Linked DNA regions of Homo sapiens: region 2 is linked to region 1. The links are chromatin contacts, found by Hi-C or POLR2A ChIA-PET in ENCODE. All regions are on one chromosome and are shown on one strand. Each heading gives the region's core, a stretch centred on a gene start or an enhancer-like site at or near the end of the contact. The rest is flanking DNA. Distances are from core to core; before and after follow the strand shown.

Region 1 (7,376 bases), core at 1,970-4,469:
TCTTGGCTCCAACCGTGTTTGGACCTGGGTCCCAAATACTGTGACTCCGAGCAGAAATTCTAATTTGAGCTTCTTAACCCCAGAACCAGGTCCCCCTGCCAAAACCTAACCTCACCTGCTGACCTGAGACCCTAATTTAGAAATCAGATGCCACCAGAGTCCCTAACCTTGAGTGTGGATCAGTGACTCAGAAACTATTAGGCAGATCAATGATTTCAGCTCTAGGACCTGGCATCCTGCAGCCCTGTCTCTGTGTGACGATCGAAGCCCCCGGTTGTGAACACCAGACTCCAACAAGGATCAATAACCTCAACTCTGAGCCAGGACCTAGATCCCAGAGCACAGGGCATTGGGCTTGAACCCTGGATGCTCTACAACTTGAGCTGGCCAGAAACTCTAACCCAGGCTACCCAGTCTTAACTCCATGCCCTAATCTGATGCCCTGATACATTTTCTTGCACCCTGTCTCTGAACTACATCCAGAAATTCCCAAAGTGGGTCACTAACCAAGGATCTCTAACCCCATACCAGGGCTTCACACCCTTGACCTCAGCCCTATCTAAGACTTTGAGCAGAGGCCCCCACTGAAGTTTACACTCAAGATTTGTATCTTGAGCCTAACACCCAATTCTAACACCAAGAACTTGACCCATGACCTTCTAACTCTGATCCTGTGCCTTGACCTCATTTGATACCCCAATTTAAGATGACATCACACATGACATCCTCCCATCCTCCGCCTGGCGGCTCAGGGGTTTGACCGCGAGCTGCCTGGTCCTCTCGCAGCCCTGTGGGTTCGGAAACGGGCACCATCACCCTGGCCACCCTGGCTGCCTCCATCCCAGGTAGCCGATCTCAGCTTCCCCCTTTCGCCCCTCTGACTCTCAGCTGGGACCTCGTCCCTTCTCCACATTCTTGCACCCCGTCTTAAAACCCAATCTTGCTCCAATTCCTCCTCACTCCAGAACCTAGCTCCAGAACCCTAATTCCACCCTCCCAGATCTAGGCAGGCTCCTGGACCTGGAATCCTGGAACATCTTCACAGTCTGCTGAGTCCCAGAACATTGGAACCCAGAGACATAGAACCAGAATCTCGATTACAGATTCCAGAACATCAAAATCAGGAGCTGAGACTGGGTGAGGTGGCTCACACCTGGAATCCCAGCACTTTGGGAGGCTGAGGTGGGTGGATCACTTGAGGTCAGGAGTTTGAGACCAGCCTGGCCAACATGGTGAAACCTTGTCTCTGCTAAAAATACAAAAATTAGCCGGGCACGGTGGCTCACACCTATAATCCCAGATACTCAGGAGGCTGAGGCAGGAGAATAGCTTGAACCTGAGAGGCAAGGTTGCAGTGAGCCGAGATAGCACCATTGCACTTCAGCCTGGGTGACAGAGTGAGACTCCATCTCAAAAAAAAAAATCATGAATGAGCTGGACCCCACCACCACCACCAATCCAGCATCCTCATCAGAGCACCCCAGTCAAACAACGGTCTCTCATCCTTCCAACTAGGATTCAGTGCCCTGAACTCTAAAATCTCAAGCAGGAGTCCCAAAACCCCCTCCCCTAACACACGATCTGAAACTTCCTACCAGAGGTTCTGGACCCCGGTTTCCCATGCTGGGACTTCCAATCACAGATCTTCTTCAACATCCAGCATGGAGTCCCGATTTCATAACATTAGACTCCAAACAGGAGATCCCAGTTCATCTCTGTGGCCTCCCCAATTCCACTTAGGAACCTAGAAATTCCAGCGAGGGAGCTCCTCAACCCAGATCTCAAGGACTTGAAATTCCTTACCCACGATTCTCCCCCGACCCCTGCAAGATTTTTCCCCAAGCCACGCAATCCCGTGATTTGGGGGTCTCAACTTGGGACCCTTAGCCTTTATCAACCAGAGACCTCTACATCCCTGAATACCCGGGATCTTTTTAACTATGAAGGTTGAGACCCCTCAACATTCTCCCCTACAAACTAATCAAGACATAAAACTCCACTTTCCTTCACCAGAATTCTTCTAACCTTGCAACTCTGCTCCACCTGAATAAAGACTCTGGAGTCTGAGACAACCCTCACTCCTCCCCGCTCCACCCCGCACTCCCAGCCTCCAGATCCCCCCTCCTTCCCCCCCAACCTCTTGGAGGCCTCCGAGATCCGGAGTCAGGGAACGCTCTGGCCAGCTTTTCCTCCCATCCCCCGCCTGGCGGCTCAGGGGTTTGACCGCGAGCTGCCTGGTCCCCTCGCAGCCCTGTGGGCTCGGAAACGGGCACCATCACCCTGGCCACCCTGGCTGCCTCCATCCCAGGTAGCCGATCTCAGCTTCCCCCTTTCGCCCCTCTGACTCTCAGCTGGGACCTCGTCCCTTCTCCACATTCTCGCACCCCGTTTTAAAACCCAACCTTGCTCCAATTCCTCCTCCCTCTCACTGGCCCGCCCAGATCTCCTTATTCCTCCAGCCTTTCCTCCTTTGGGACCCTCCCCCCAGGCCTGAAGCCTCCTCTTCTCCCTCTTTCTCCCACCCTTTCCCGGATTCAGGCATTTGAATCTCCGGGGTCCCCTTCTGCAAGTCTTAAGCCCAAACTCCATCTCTCCTCCATCTCTCGGGAGACCGTAACTCCCCCTTTCTGGGACCCCTTTCCAGACCCACATCCTGCTCTGGCCGGGCCTGGGTCCTCCGCCCTCGCCCCGTACCTCGCCTTCCTCAGGGACCCGGCCTCTGCCCTCCCCAGCCCACGCTCGCTGCGACTCGGACGCGAGGAGTGCAGTTTCCCACTCCGGGACCCTCGGACCCCGTCCTCCGGGATCGCCAGGCCCAGGTGTCCCTGCATCCCCCATAGCCGCTCGAATTCGGGCGTCCCGACCGCCAGGATCTCACCACCCCTGGAGCCACTCGGGTCCCTTGTTGCCCCAAACCCGGCTCGCAGCCACCTCGAGGGGCGCCCCTTCTTCCTCCCAGGACCCTCCGCTAGCGCTCACCTCGCTCAGGGCTGGGCGGACGCTCCGGGCCGCGGGCCCCGCAGCCGCATGACCGGCCCCGAGGCTTCCCCCGGCCGCCGCCGCCGCCACCGGGGTCGCCGGTGCCCGCGCCCCCCGCCCCCGCCCCGGAGCCCGGCGTCCCGGCCCCCTCCCGGCCTCCCACCCCCCACCCCCCGCGGCCGCGGCCTCACTCGGCGGACGGAGCCGGGAGCAGGAACCGGCGGCCGCTCATTGGCTACTGCGGAGGAGGGGAGGGGCGGGGAGGGAAGGGGGGAAGGATGCAGCGAGGGAGGGAGATGGGCCTTGAGGATGGGGGAGGCAGAGAGGGAGAGAGAATAGAAACAGAGGCAGAGAGCCCGAGAGGGGCAGAGGCACAAAGAGAGACAGGGCAGAGAGAGAAAGTCACGCCGAGACCTTGAGGCCGAGAAATCCAGGGACTCAGGTCTGGAGACTGAAGGAGACACAGAGACAGAGAGAGACAAAGAGGGAGAGAGACAGAGTTTAAGACCACCCCTCACCACCTAGGCGCAGAGATTCTGAGGCCTGGGAAGTGGAGAGGTCAGAGACCAGGAAGAGACAGAAAGAGACAGGGGGACGCCCAGAGGCCTGGGGCTGAGAGATGCTGAGACCCAGAGACCTTGAGCTTGGAGAAGAGACAGAGACAGAGGCAGAGAGAGAGAGACAGAGAGACAGAGAGAGACAGAGAGAGACTCTGAGAAGGAGAGACAGCAGGGACAATCCTGGGGGTCCCCTGACGAGGACTGGGGCTCTAGCCAGGCCTGGGGCGGAGCCTGGGGTCTGGACGGCTGCAGGAAGCGGGAGGGGGCGTCCCGGGCCGGGGTCCCTACAGCAGCGGGCGGGCGCAGAGCGGAGTCGGGTCCTGCAGCCGCCGCGGAGCCAGGAGCCGGGCCACCCCCCCCCCCCGCCGTGATGTCAGCGGGGCCACTCTTAAAGGGGCAGGCCGCCCGCCGAGGGTCGGAGCGGGGGCTGGGGCCTGCGGGCACTGGATGGGGGTGTCGCGGCGGTGATGAGGGAGAGAGGGGCAGCCCCAGCATCCACCCGGACCGGGTCATGGAAACCCAGGAGACTGCAGGGAAGAAGACGTGCCCGGGTCCGCAAGGAAGACTGCGAAGCTTTGGGGCTCAGTCCCCTCCAAACACACAGACAAGGCACACCGCTCCACTGGTCTGGCCCTGACCGGAGACTACATTTCCCATCAGCCCTGGCGGCAAGGAGCCGCACTTGGGGGAAGGGTCTGCCGCGAGGCCTGCGGGGAAATGTAGTCCATCTGCACGGTCCCCGGCACTCCCCAGACTCTCAAGTGGGTCAAGGGAAAGAGGCCCAGAAGGCGCGTCTGCCTGCCGTGTGCCTCCGTCGCCGATTCCTAGGCTCTCGGGTTCTGGCTGTTTTTGGTTGCTCTGGCGTGGGGGTCTCTTCCTCTGATCAGGTCTCTAGGTCTCTCAAGAAGAGGCCAGACTGTGATCTCCCCGCTTGGGAAGGACTTCTCCCCGGTGTCTGAGCCTGGGGGTGCATGTGAGCTTGCGTGGCTGCTCTGGTGAACACGGACGCGCTGGGTCTCTGCGCGGGGGTCGCCACCTGGCACTCTCAGTGATCTCCGTGCCCCTCTCTCGCTGTGCACTGTCCACGTTGGTGCCCTCTGTGATATTTTCTCTCCCTGTCTCTGTCTGTCTGGGTCTCCTGCCTCTGTCTGCGCGCGCTTCTCTGCTTGCTCCCCTGCAGTGGGTGTCTCCCCTCTCACTTTGTGGGTCTCCGTGCTTTCCTTCTCTGTTTGTGTCTATGTACAGTCACTGTCCCGCCTCCACACCCCGTTCATTCTCCAAGCTTACAAGAAAATATCCAAACACTTCAGCATCAGCATCCCAAATTTATTCTCCAGCAGCTGTGGCCGGGTGGGAGAGGCTAAGGGAAGAGGAGGGGAGGAGGAGAGTCCCAGAGAGTGGCAGGCACTGGGGAGAGTTGGGGTGGGTCCGAGCCAGACAGGAGCCATGCACGGCAGGCGGGCTGCGGGGAGAAGTGATGGCTTCGGGATGGGGAAGTCTAGAACAAAAGCTGATTGGGAGCCTCTGGGGAAAGAATCCTCCATATATCCCAGAAATCCCCAGAGCACAGCAGCGGGACGTACTGGAGGAGGGGGGCACGCCTCCCACTCATCTAGAACTAGAGTGGAGGCGGGGAGCCTCGGAGGCCGAGGGCTGTTCTGGAACCTGAGTCTGGAACAGCCAACCCCGTGAGGCTATTTCCCCAGGGGCGGGGTCTGGGGGGAGGCACAGAACTACCAAGATGGAGTCTCGAACCCCATGGAGTTGGGGATGGTTAGTGGTGTGGTCTCTGGACCCGATTGGGGCAGAGTCCAGAACGCTAAGGTCAGGGAGAATATCGGGCTCCGCTCAAGTCTTGAACGCGGGACGGCTGTAGAGGCTGTATGGAGTTCAGAAGGCCAGGAACGCTTGGGAGGGGCGTCTAGAACCCGCGGGGGCAGAGCTGGAATGCTGGGGTGCAGGATCTAGAATGGGACAGGGGGTGGTGAAGTTGGGGGTGAAGTGGGGCTGCCGCCGGCACGGCGGAGGGGACGTTGGGGACACCTAGTGGCGGCGGGTGAGATTACATGACGGGCACAGGCACTGGGCTGGTGGGGCTGCGGGCATCCGGGTGCACGAAGTCGGGGTTCACGTAGGTGAAGCCCTGGAAATCGGCCTGGTCGATGCTGGCCAGGACTAGGCGGTCTGGAGGGGTCAGCGCTGGCGCCGCCCGCGTGAAGAACTTGTCAAAGTTCTCGCCGCTGCGGCCACACTGTGGGAGACGTGGGGGAGGGAAAGTTAAGCAGCTCCGAGGGCTCCTCGGGTGTCCCTCTGTGTACCCCAGTCTCATCTCCTGTCTCCTGCAGAATCTCTATTCATGCTTCATGGTGTCTGCACCTCCTTTTGTTGGGGGCGGGGGGCTCTGCAGAGGGAACCCCACCCCCACATACAGGTATATTGAGGCCCAGGGGAACCCCACCCCTTCAGGGACCAGGTTTTTGTTGCCTGGAGGGTGACTGACCGGGCGGGGTCTGAAAGGAGGCGGGATCTCCAATCGTTCCAGCCGCTCCCAGTCAATCCAGCGGAAAAAGCCATGTGCACGGATGGTAGGTTCCCCATCAGGCCCTGAGCCCAGGCGCTTCCCTGGGTGCTTGGTCAGGAACTGTGGGAAACACAGAGAGAGACAGACAGACAAACAGACAGAGTGCCGGACAGGTAGACCCAGAGAAAGAGGGACAGAGACAGGCAGATGGAGGAACCAAGAGACACAGGCATGAGATCCGGAGAGATAAGAACAGCCAGGGGAAACAGGCAAATGGAGGGAGGAAGGGAAAAGAAAGGAGAGAGAGAGAGAAGAAAAGAAGAAGAAGAAGAAGAAGAAGAAGAAGAAGAAGGAGGAGGAGGAGGAGGAGGAGGAGGAGGAGGAGGAGGAGGAGGGAGGAGGAGGAGGAGGGAGACAGACAGAGAGCGAGACAGAGAGAGACAGAGAGGAGAGAGAGAGGAAGAGGGACAGAGAGAGAGAGAGACAGAGGGTGAGAGTGAGTGAGAGAGAGAGAGAGAGAGACAGGAAGAAGGAGAGGATACATGAAAATGATAGCAGATGAAATTCATACCCAGAGACCCAGGGACACACAGAGAAACAGAACAAATCATGAGGGAGATGGAGAAGAGGAGAGGGAAAAGGGGTAGGGGGAGAGAGGGAAGGGGAGAGAGGGACGGGGAGAGGGAAGGGTAGGGGGAGGGAGGGAAGGGGAGAGTGAAGGACAGAGGGAGGTCGGTAGGGGGAGGGAGGGAAGGGTAGAGGAGATGAAGGGGAAGAGGGAGGGAATGGGGGAAGAGAGGTTGCAGACCCAGAGAAAAGGGGAAATAGAAATTCAGAGGGTGGTACAGAGACCCCAGGTAAGAAGGCAGAAACTCAGAGAAGGGAGGAGACAGAGGAGACCCAGGGGGACAGAGATTCAGAAAGAGAGAAGGATAGAGACCCAGGAAACACACACCCAGAGGGAGGAATAAAGACCAAATATGGGGACAGAGACCCAGAGAAAAGGGAGGACAGAAAGCCAGCAGGAGAGGAGGGTGAGATGTAGCGTGTGTGTATGAGAGTGGACACAGGAGGGGACAGAGATGGGGGGTAGGGGGGTTGGACAAAGGCCCAAAAGTGTAGACAGAGATGCAGAAGGAGACACAGAGAAAAGGAAGAAACACAGAGAGCCCCATCGTATGCAGATGGAGGGGAGGCATGAGACAGAAACCAGAGAGACTGTCAGGGAGATGCAGAGAGAGCAGCTAGACGCAGAAGGTGCTGACATGGGCTGAAAATCTGCTATGGGCCAGGTGCTTTCTTCTGTGTCAACTCCA
Region 2 (7,376 bases), core at 1,629-4,128, 67 kb after region 1:
CTCCATGTGTATTTGGGGGCTGCTTTGCACATAGGGCCCTTTCACAGGAGGGGAAGGCTTGTTACACAGCAAAAGGTATTGGGCGCACTCCTGCGCAGGTTTCCTCTCCGCTCTGCTTCCCCTTTGTGGACCGAAACTGATGACAATACACACCTCGTGGGTTGTTGAGTGATTACGTAACTTAATGCATGTAAAGGGCTCAGATCATTGCCTGACACACAGTACGTGGTGCTCAGTAAATGTTGGTTGTTGTGGTTATATGCAATTATTCCAAAATCTGAAAAATCAGAAATCCGAAACGCTTCTGGCCCCAAGCATTTTGGATAAAGGATACTCAACTCTTATTTATATACTAAAATACTATTTACTTCATCCTTTCCTTAAAATACATATATTTCAGCCTGGGCAACATAGTAAGACCCCGTCTCTACAAAAAGATACAAAGATTAGTTGGGCATAGTGGTGTGCACCTGTAATTCCAGCCAGCTGGGGGGTTGAAGTGGGAGGATTGCTTGAACCTGGAAGGTTGAGGCTGCAGTGAACTGTGATCTTGCCACTGCCCTCCAGCCTGGACAACAGAGCAAGACCCTGTCTCAAAAACAAATAAATAAAAAACAAAAACCATATGTTTGCTTAAATTAAAAAAAAACACAAAAAACAAAACTTCGGCTGGGCACGGTGGCTCACACCTGTAATCCCAGCACTTTGGGAGGCCAAGGTGGGCAGATCACGAGGTCAGGAGATCGAGACCATCCTGAGTAACATGGTGAAACCCCGTCTCTTTTAACACACACACACACACACACACACACACACACACACACACACACACAAAAGCCAGGCGTGGTGGCGGGCACCTGTAGTCCCAGCTACTCGGGAGGCTGAGGCAAGAGAATGGTGTGAACCCAGGAGGCGGAGCTTGCAGTGACCCGAGATCATGCCACTGCACTCCAGCCTGGGTGACACAGCAAGACTCGGTCTCAAAAAAAACAAAACAAAACAAAACAAAAACCTTCAAGCAGCTATGACATAAGTGAGCACAGGTTTACTCATTAGTCTTTGTGTACGTATCAAAGAAAAACGTGAGCAAATATTTACATACCAAGTGTCCTGAAATTAGGATCAACTATATATTTATTCCATAACTTGTCATTGTAGAAGACATTATTTTTGTAGCATTTAGAGACTCATTTGAATAATTCAAATGATTATGAACTTGCAACCTGGAAACCATGACAGTTATGGACAGCTATGTTTTCTAGAATCTTTTTTTTTGTGTAAAATTCCCGATTAAACGGTGTAAATTATGTTTGCAAAAAGAAGGTGAATTTGCTGAACAAACGTATGATAATTAGCCATGGCTGTGACTTTGCCGATAGTTTTTGTTTTGTTTTGTTTTGTTTTGAGATGGAATCTCACTCTGTCACCCAGGCTGGAGTGCAGTGGCATGATCTGCAAGCTCACTGCAAGCTCTGCCTCCTAGGCTAATTTTTTGTATTTTTAGTGGAGACCGGGTTTCACTGTGTTAGCCAGGATGGTCTCGATCTCCTGACCTCGTGATCCGCCCATCTCAGCCTCCCAAAGTGCTGGGATTACAGGTATGAGCCACCACACCCGGCCTTTGCCGATAGAGTTTTAAGTATCTCAACCTGCACGGAAGACTGCATAGATTATTTTAGAATCTGGAACAAATAAAAAGTCATTCCTCTTTGCAAAGTTATTCTGTGCATAAAATAAATAAATGACTCTAACAGATTAAGTCTAGAACAGTGGTTCTCAACGGAGGGCAATTTTGCCTCTTGTTTTAAGATGTAGGGTCTTTTGGGGGGTGGGGTTGTATGTTTGTTTGTTTTTTGAGACAGGGTCTAGCTCTGTCACCCAGGCTGGAGTACAGTGGCGCAATCTTTGCTCACTGCAACCTCTACCTCCCGGGTTCAAGCGATTCTCCTGCCTTGGCCTCCTGTATAGCTGGGATTACAGGCGCCTGCCACCACACCCGGCGAATTTTTGTATTTTTAGTAGAGCCGGGGTTTCACTATGTTGGCCAGACTGGTCTCGAACTCCTGACGTCAGGTGATACTCCTGCCTCGGCCTCCCAGAGTGCTGGGATTACAGGCGTGAGCCACTGCGCCTGGCAAAACGTAAGCTTTATTATTCAGTTATTGTGAGGCCAACAGATCAGGAGACAGTTGCCATTGATAAGACAGTTTGTGGCTGGACACGGTGGCTTTTGCCTGTAATCCCAGCACTTTAGGAGGCAGAGGCAGGTGGATCACCTGAGGTCAGCGGTTCGAGACCAGCCTGGCCAACATGGTGAAACCGCGTCTCTACTAAAAATACAAAAATCAGCTGGGCGCGGTGGCAGGTGCCTATAATCCCAGCTACTCGGGAGGCTGAGGCAGGAGAATCGCTGGAACCCGGGAGGCAGACGTTGCGGTGAGCCCAGATTTCGCCACTACACTCCAGCCTGGGCGACAGAGCGAGACTTTGTCTCAAAAAGGTAAGTAAATTAAATAAATAATAGAAAACATCTCTGCTATTTTTGTCAGAGTTGAATCACCCAAGTAGAATTACTGTAAGAATATTCATGCGTGAGACCATATTAATTTCTAAAACTGCCGGTTGACCTTCTGAACTGGCTTTACCCTCTGCTGGTCATCACTGGCTTTAACAAAGAAGAGGTTTTTTTCCCCCTAAGGGAACAATGGCATTCCTTTAACTTGCATTTCTTACTGATTTGTTATCAGAACTTGGCACTTGGCTGCGTGTCAATTTATGGCATTGTTCACTGAGACTATTCCTATTAAGTTTTACTTCCTCAGTTGACTCCGTGGTGAGTCATTACAAAGTTTAAAGGGAACGCGATTAGGTTTACTTCCCCTCGAACAGCCTGTCTTCTGCTCGCCCACCTGTGTCTCAGCGCCCTCTACTGGTGCCTAAAATCCTATCATAATTTAGTCCACAGGAAATAAAACAAAATCCTCTGCAGTCCCAGGCCAGCCCTAGCCGGGCCCTCCGAAACAGAGGTCAGAGGTCAGTCTAGAAAACTCAGAAAGGGGCGCTTTTCATTGTTCCATATGAAAATCATTCCAATTTTGATTTTCACCATCCACGGAAGCCTCAATTTAAAAAAAAAAGTATCTTGCATGAATTGACTGCTGGGCAATCAGTCCTAAGATTGAAATTGTTTGTGATTTTCAGTTACCGGTTAATGACTAGACAATTAGGCAGAAAGAAATCACTTGCCCAGGCCGGGTGCGGTGGCTCACGCCTGTAATCCCAGCACTTTGGGAGGCCGAGGAGGGCGGATCAGCTGAGGTTGGGAGTTCAAGACCAACCTGGCCAACATGGTGAAACCCCGTCTCTACTAAAAATACAAAAAAATTAGCCAGGCATGGTGGCGGGCGCCTGTAATCCCAGCTACTCGGGAGGCTGAAGCAGGAGAATTGCTTGAACCCGGGAGGCAGAGGTTGCAGTGAGCTGAGATCATGCCACTGCACTCCAGTCTGGGCAACAGAGCAAGACTAGGTCTTAAAAACAAAAAGAGAGAGAAAATAAATCACATGCGCCAGGCAGAGCTGTGTAACCCAAGCCTCAATTTGCTCAGGTGTAAAAGATGCATTCCACCTTCCAAGAATGTTCATTAATTTTCTTAAGTACAGGCATATGTGGAGCCCAAGGTCGTTACAGCTAACTCTGGTCCCCTTAGTTTTATATACTTTGACCAGTAGGAGTGTTCCTAAAACTAGCTAGATAGGAGAGTTGTTTTATAGAAATTATATCTCTTCTTGGCAATAAAACTAGGGTACCTTCTATCTGAAGCCTGAATTGAAAACGTAATACCAATTTGGACCAAGCACAGTTGCTCACGCCTGTAATCTCAGCACTTTGGGAGGCCAAGGAGGGAGGATTGCTTGAGCCCGGGAGTTTGAGACCAGCCTGGGCAACATAGTGAAACCTCATCTCTACTAAAAATTAAAAAAAGAAATTAGCCAGATGTGCTGGTACGTGCCTGAAACCCCAGCTACTCAGGAGACTGAGGCAGGAGGATGGCTGGAGCCCAGGAGTTTTGAGGTTTCAGTGAGTCATGATTGCACCACTGTACTCCAGCCTGGGTGACAGAGTGAGATCATGTCTCAAAAAAAAAAAAAAAAACAACTAAGAATAAAAAAAATAAAAACGCAAAACATGGTACCATTTTAGTTTTTCTTTCTTGTTTTTTTTTTTTTTTTTTTTGAGATGTTGTCTTGCTCTGTCGTCCAGGCTGGAGTGCAATGGCACAATCTCGGCTCCCTGCAACCTCTGCCTCCCAGGTTAAAGGGATTCTCCTGCCTCATCCTCCCGAGTAGCTAGGATTGCAGGCATGCACCACCAAGCCCAGCTGATTTTTGTATTTTTAGTAGAGACGGGGTTTCACCATGTTGGCCAGGCTGGGCTCGAACTCCTGACCTCAGGTGATCTGCCCAACTCGGCCTCTCAAAGTGCTGGGATTAGAGGCTTGAGCCACCGCTCCCGGCCTGTTCTGGACTTTTTAAAAGCATTTTAATTAATTTAAAGTATTAATTTAGGCCAGGCACGGTGGTTTACGCCTGTAATCCCAGCACTTTGGAAGGCTGAGGCGGGCGGATCACCTGAGGTCAGGAGTTCGAGACCAGCCTGACCAGCATGGCAAAACCCCATCTCTACTAAAAATGCACAACAAATTAGCCAGGCATGGTGACGCACACCTGTAATCCCAGCTACTCAGAAGGCTGAGGCAGGAGAATCGCTAGATTCCGGGAGGCAGAGATTGCAGTGAGCCAACATCGCGCCACTGCACTCCAGCCTGGGCGACAGAACAAGACTCCATCTCAAAAAAAAATAAAAATAAAAAAAGAATTAATTTAAAAACAACAAGAACAAAAGAATGAAAAGTAATTCGTGAATAACCTTTTCATATTGATTGCATGAAATAATAATGTTTTGGATATAGTGGGTTAAATAAAATACATTAACTTTATTTGTATTGATTTATATAATTTTTTTTTTTTTTCAGACAGAGTCTCACTCTGTCGGTCAGGCTGGAGTGCAGTGGCACGATCTCGGCTCACTACAACCTCCGTCTCCTGGGCTTAAGTAATCCTCCTGCCTCAGCCTCCCGAGTAGCTGGGATTACAGGCACCCACCACCACGCCGGGCTAATTTTTGTATTTTTAATAGAGACAGGGTTTCACCATGTTGGCCAGGCTGGTCTCAAACTCCTGACCTCAGGTAATCTGCCCGTCTCGGCCTCCCAAAGTGCTGGAATTACAGGCGTGAGCCACCGCACCCGGCCTTAATTTTTTTTTTTTTTTAAACAGAGTTTTACTCTTGTTGCCCAGGCTCGAGTGCAATGGCGCGATCTCGGCTCACCACTCCCTCTGCCTCCCAGGTTGAAGTGATTCTCCTGCCTCAGCCTTCCTAGTAGCTGGGATTACAGGCATGCGCCACCACACCCAGCTAATTTTGTATTTTCAGTAGAGACGGGGTTTCTCCATGCTGGTCAGGCTGGTCTCAAACTCCTGACCTCAGGTAATCCGCCTACCTCGGCCTCCCAAAGTGCTGGGATTACAGGCGTGAGCATGAAGGGGTGGGTTGCCCCTCCACACCTGTGGGTGTTTCTCGTTAGGTGGAACAAGAGACTTGGAAAAGAAAAAGACACAGAGACAAAGTATAGAGAAAGAAATAAGGGGGCCCAGGGGACCAGCGTTCAGCATACGGAGGATCCCCCGGCCTCTGAGTTCCCTTAGTATTTATTGATCATTTTGGGGTGTTTCTCAGAGAGGGGGATGTGGCAGGGTCATAGGATAATAGTGGAGAGAAGGTCAGCAGATAAACACGTTAACAAAGGTCTCTGTATCACAGACAAGGTAAAGAATTAAGTGCTGTGCTTTAGATATGCATACACATAAACATCTCAATGCCTTACGGAGCAGTATTGCTGCCCGCATGTCCCACCTCCAGCCCTAAGGCGGTTTTCCCCTATCTCAGTAGATGGAACATACAATCAGGTTTTACACCGAGACATTCCATTGCCCAGGGACGGGCAGGAGACGGATGCCTTCCTCTTGTCTCAACAGCAAAGAGGCATGCCTTCCTCTTTTACTAATCCTCCTCAGCACAGACCCTTTACGGGTGTCGGGCTGGGAGACGGTCAGGTCTTTCCCTTCCCATGAGGCCATATTTCAGACTATCACATGGGGAGAAACCTTGGACAATACCTGGCTTTCCTAGGCAGAGGTCCCTGCGGCCTTCCGCAGTGTTTGTGTCCCTGGGTACTTGAGATTAGGGAGTGGTGATGACTCTTAAGGAGCATGCTGCCTTCAAGCGTCTGTTTAACAAAGCACATCCTGCACCGCCCTTAATCCATTTAACCCTGAGTGGACACAGCACATGTTTCAGAGAGCATGGGGTTGGGGGTAAGGGCATAGATTAACAGCATCTCAAGGCAGAAGAATTTGTCTTAGTACAGAACAAAATGGAGTCTCCTATGTCTACTTCGTTCTATACAGATACAGTAACAATCCGATCTCTCTTGCTTTTCCCCACAGAGCCACCATGCCTGGCCCTTATTTTTTATTTCAATAGAGTCTTAGGGAGCAAGTGGTGTTTGGTTACATTAATAAGTTATTTAGTGGTGTTTTCTGAGATTTTGGTGCATCCATCACCCGAGCAGGGCACGCTATGCCAAATGTGTACTCTTTTATCCATCACCCCTACTCCCACCTTTTCCCCAAGTCCCCAGAGTTCAATGTATCATTCTTATGCCTTTGCGACCTCATAGCTTAGCTCCCACTTATGAGTAACAACATGTGATGTTTGGTTTTCTATTCCTGAGTTACTTCACTGAAAATAATAGCCTCGGATTCCACCCAGGTTGCTGTGAATGCCATTATTTTGTTCCTCTTTATGGCTGAATAGTATTCCATGGCATATATATATATATATATACCACATTTTCTTTATCCACTCGTTGATTGATGGGCATTTGGGCTGGTTCCATATTTTTGCAATTACAAATTGTGGCAATGAACATGTGTGTGCAAGTATCTTTTCTGTATAATGACTTCTTTTCCGCTGGGTAGACACCCAGGAGTGGGATTGCTGCATCAAATGGTAGGTCTATTTTGATTTTATTTTATTTATTTACTTATTTGAGACAGAGTCTCACTGTGTCGCCCAGGCTGGAGTGCAGTGGCACGATCTTGGCTCACTGCAACCTCTGCCTTCTGGGTTCAAGTGATTCTCCTGCCTCAGCCTCCTGAGTAGCTGGGATTACAGGTGCCCGCCACCACACCCGGCTAATTTTTTTGTGTTTTTAGTAGAGACGGGGCTTCACCATATTGGCCAGGGTGGTC

The links. Hi-C counts contacts between places; a loop is a spot of excess contacts on that map. ChIA-PET counts read pairs that join two places held with the same protein, here RNA polymerase II (POLR2A). Pooled maps may share reads with other maps.
Region 2: a map of Panc1 shows a loop between it and region 1 (7-fold over the local background). The contact joins the enhancer-like site here to the promoter of CACNG7 in region 1. A Hi-C loop is called at or near these places in 19 of 168 maps with a recorded cell type or tissue (K562, MCF 10A, PC-3 and 15 more), 11 of 37 single-sample maps with no recorded cell type and 25 of 50 pooled maps. POLR2A ChIA-PET finds 5 or more read pairs at or near these places in 7 of 52 experiments (BJ, H1, HEK293 and 4 more).

The regions. Positions count from the first base shown.
Region 1 is chr19:53,905,121-53,912,496 of GRCh38, reverse strand. It overlaps CACNG7 (calcium voltage-gated channel auxiliary subunit gamma 7), which reads right to left and starts at 3,219. Exons shown (of 6, transcript NM_031896.5): 1 at 2,980-3,219. PRKCG (protein kinase C gamma) reads right to left here. Exons shown (of 18, transcript NM_002739.5): 17 at 6,040-6,180; 18 at 4,845-5,790. The coding sequence ends at 5,602. RefSeq lists an enhancer at 4,593-5,134.
Region 2 is chr19:53,837,818-53,845,193 of GRCh38, reverse strand. No RefSeq gene overlaps it. Among named protein-coding and RNA genes, the nearest start is that of NLRP12, 17 kb to the right of the region's middle. RefSeq lists enhancers at 4,100-4,867, 4,868-5,637. Within about 2 kb of position 2,878, at least 8 of the 41 ENCODE cell types and tissues checked have a DNase peak (open chromatin) inside an H3K27ac peak, as active enhancers do; they include PC-3, Panc1, dorsolateral prefrontal cortex and 1 more, where a contact is called at or near this core.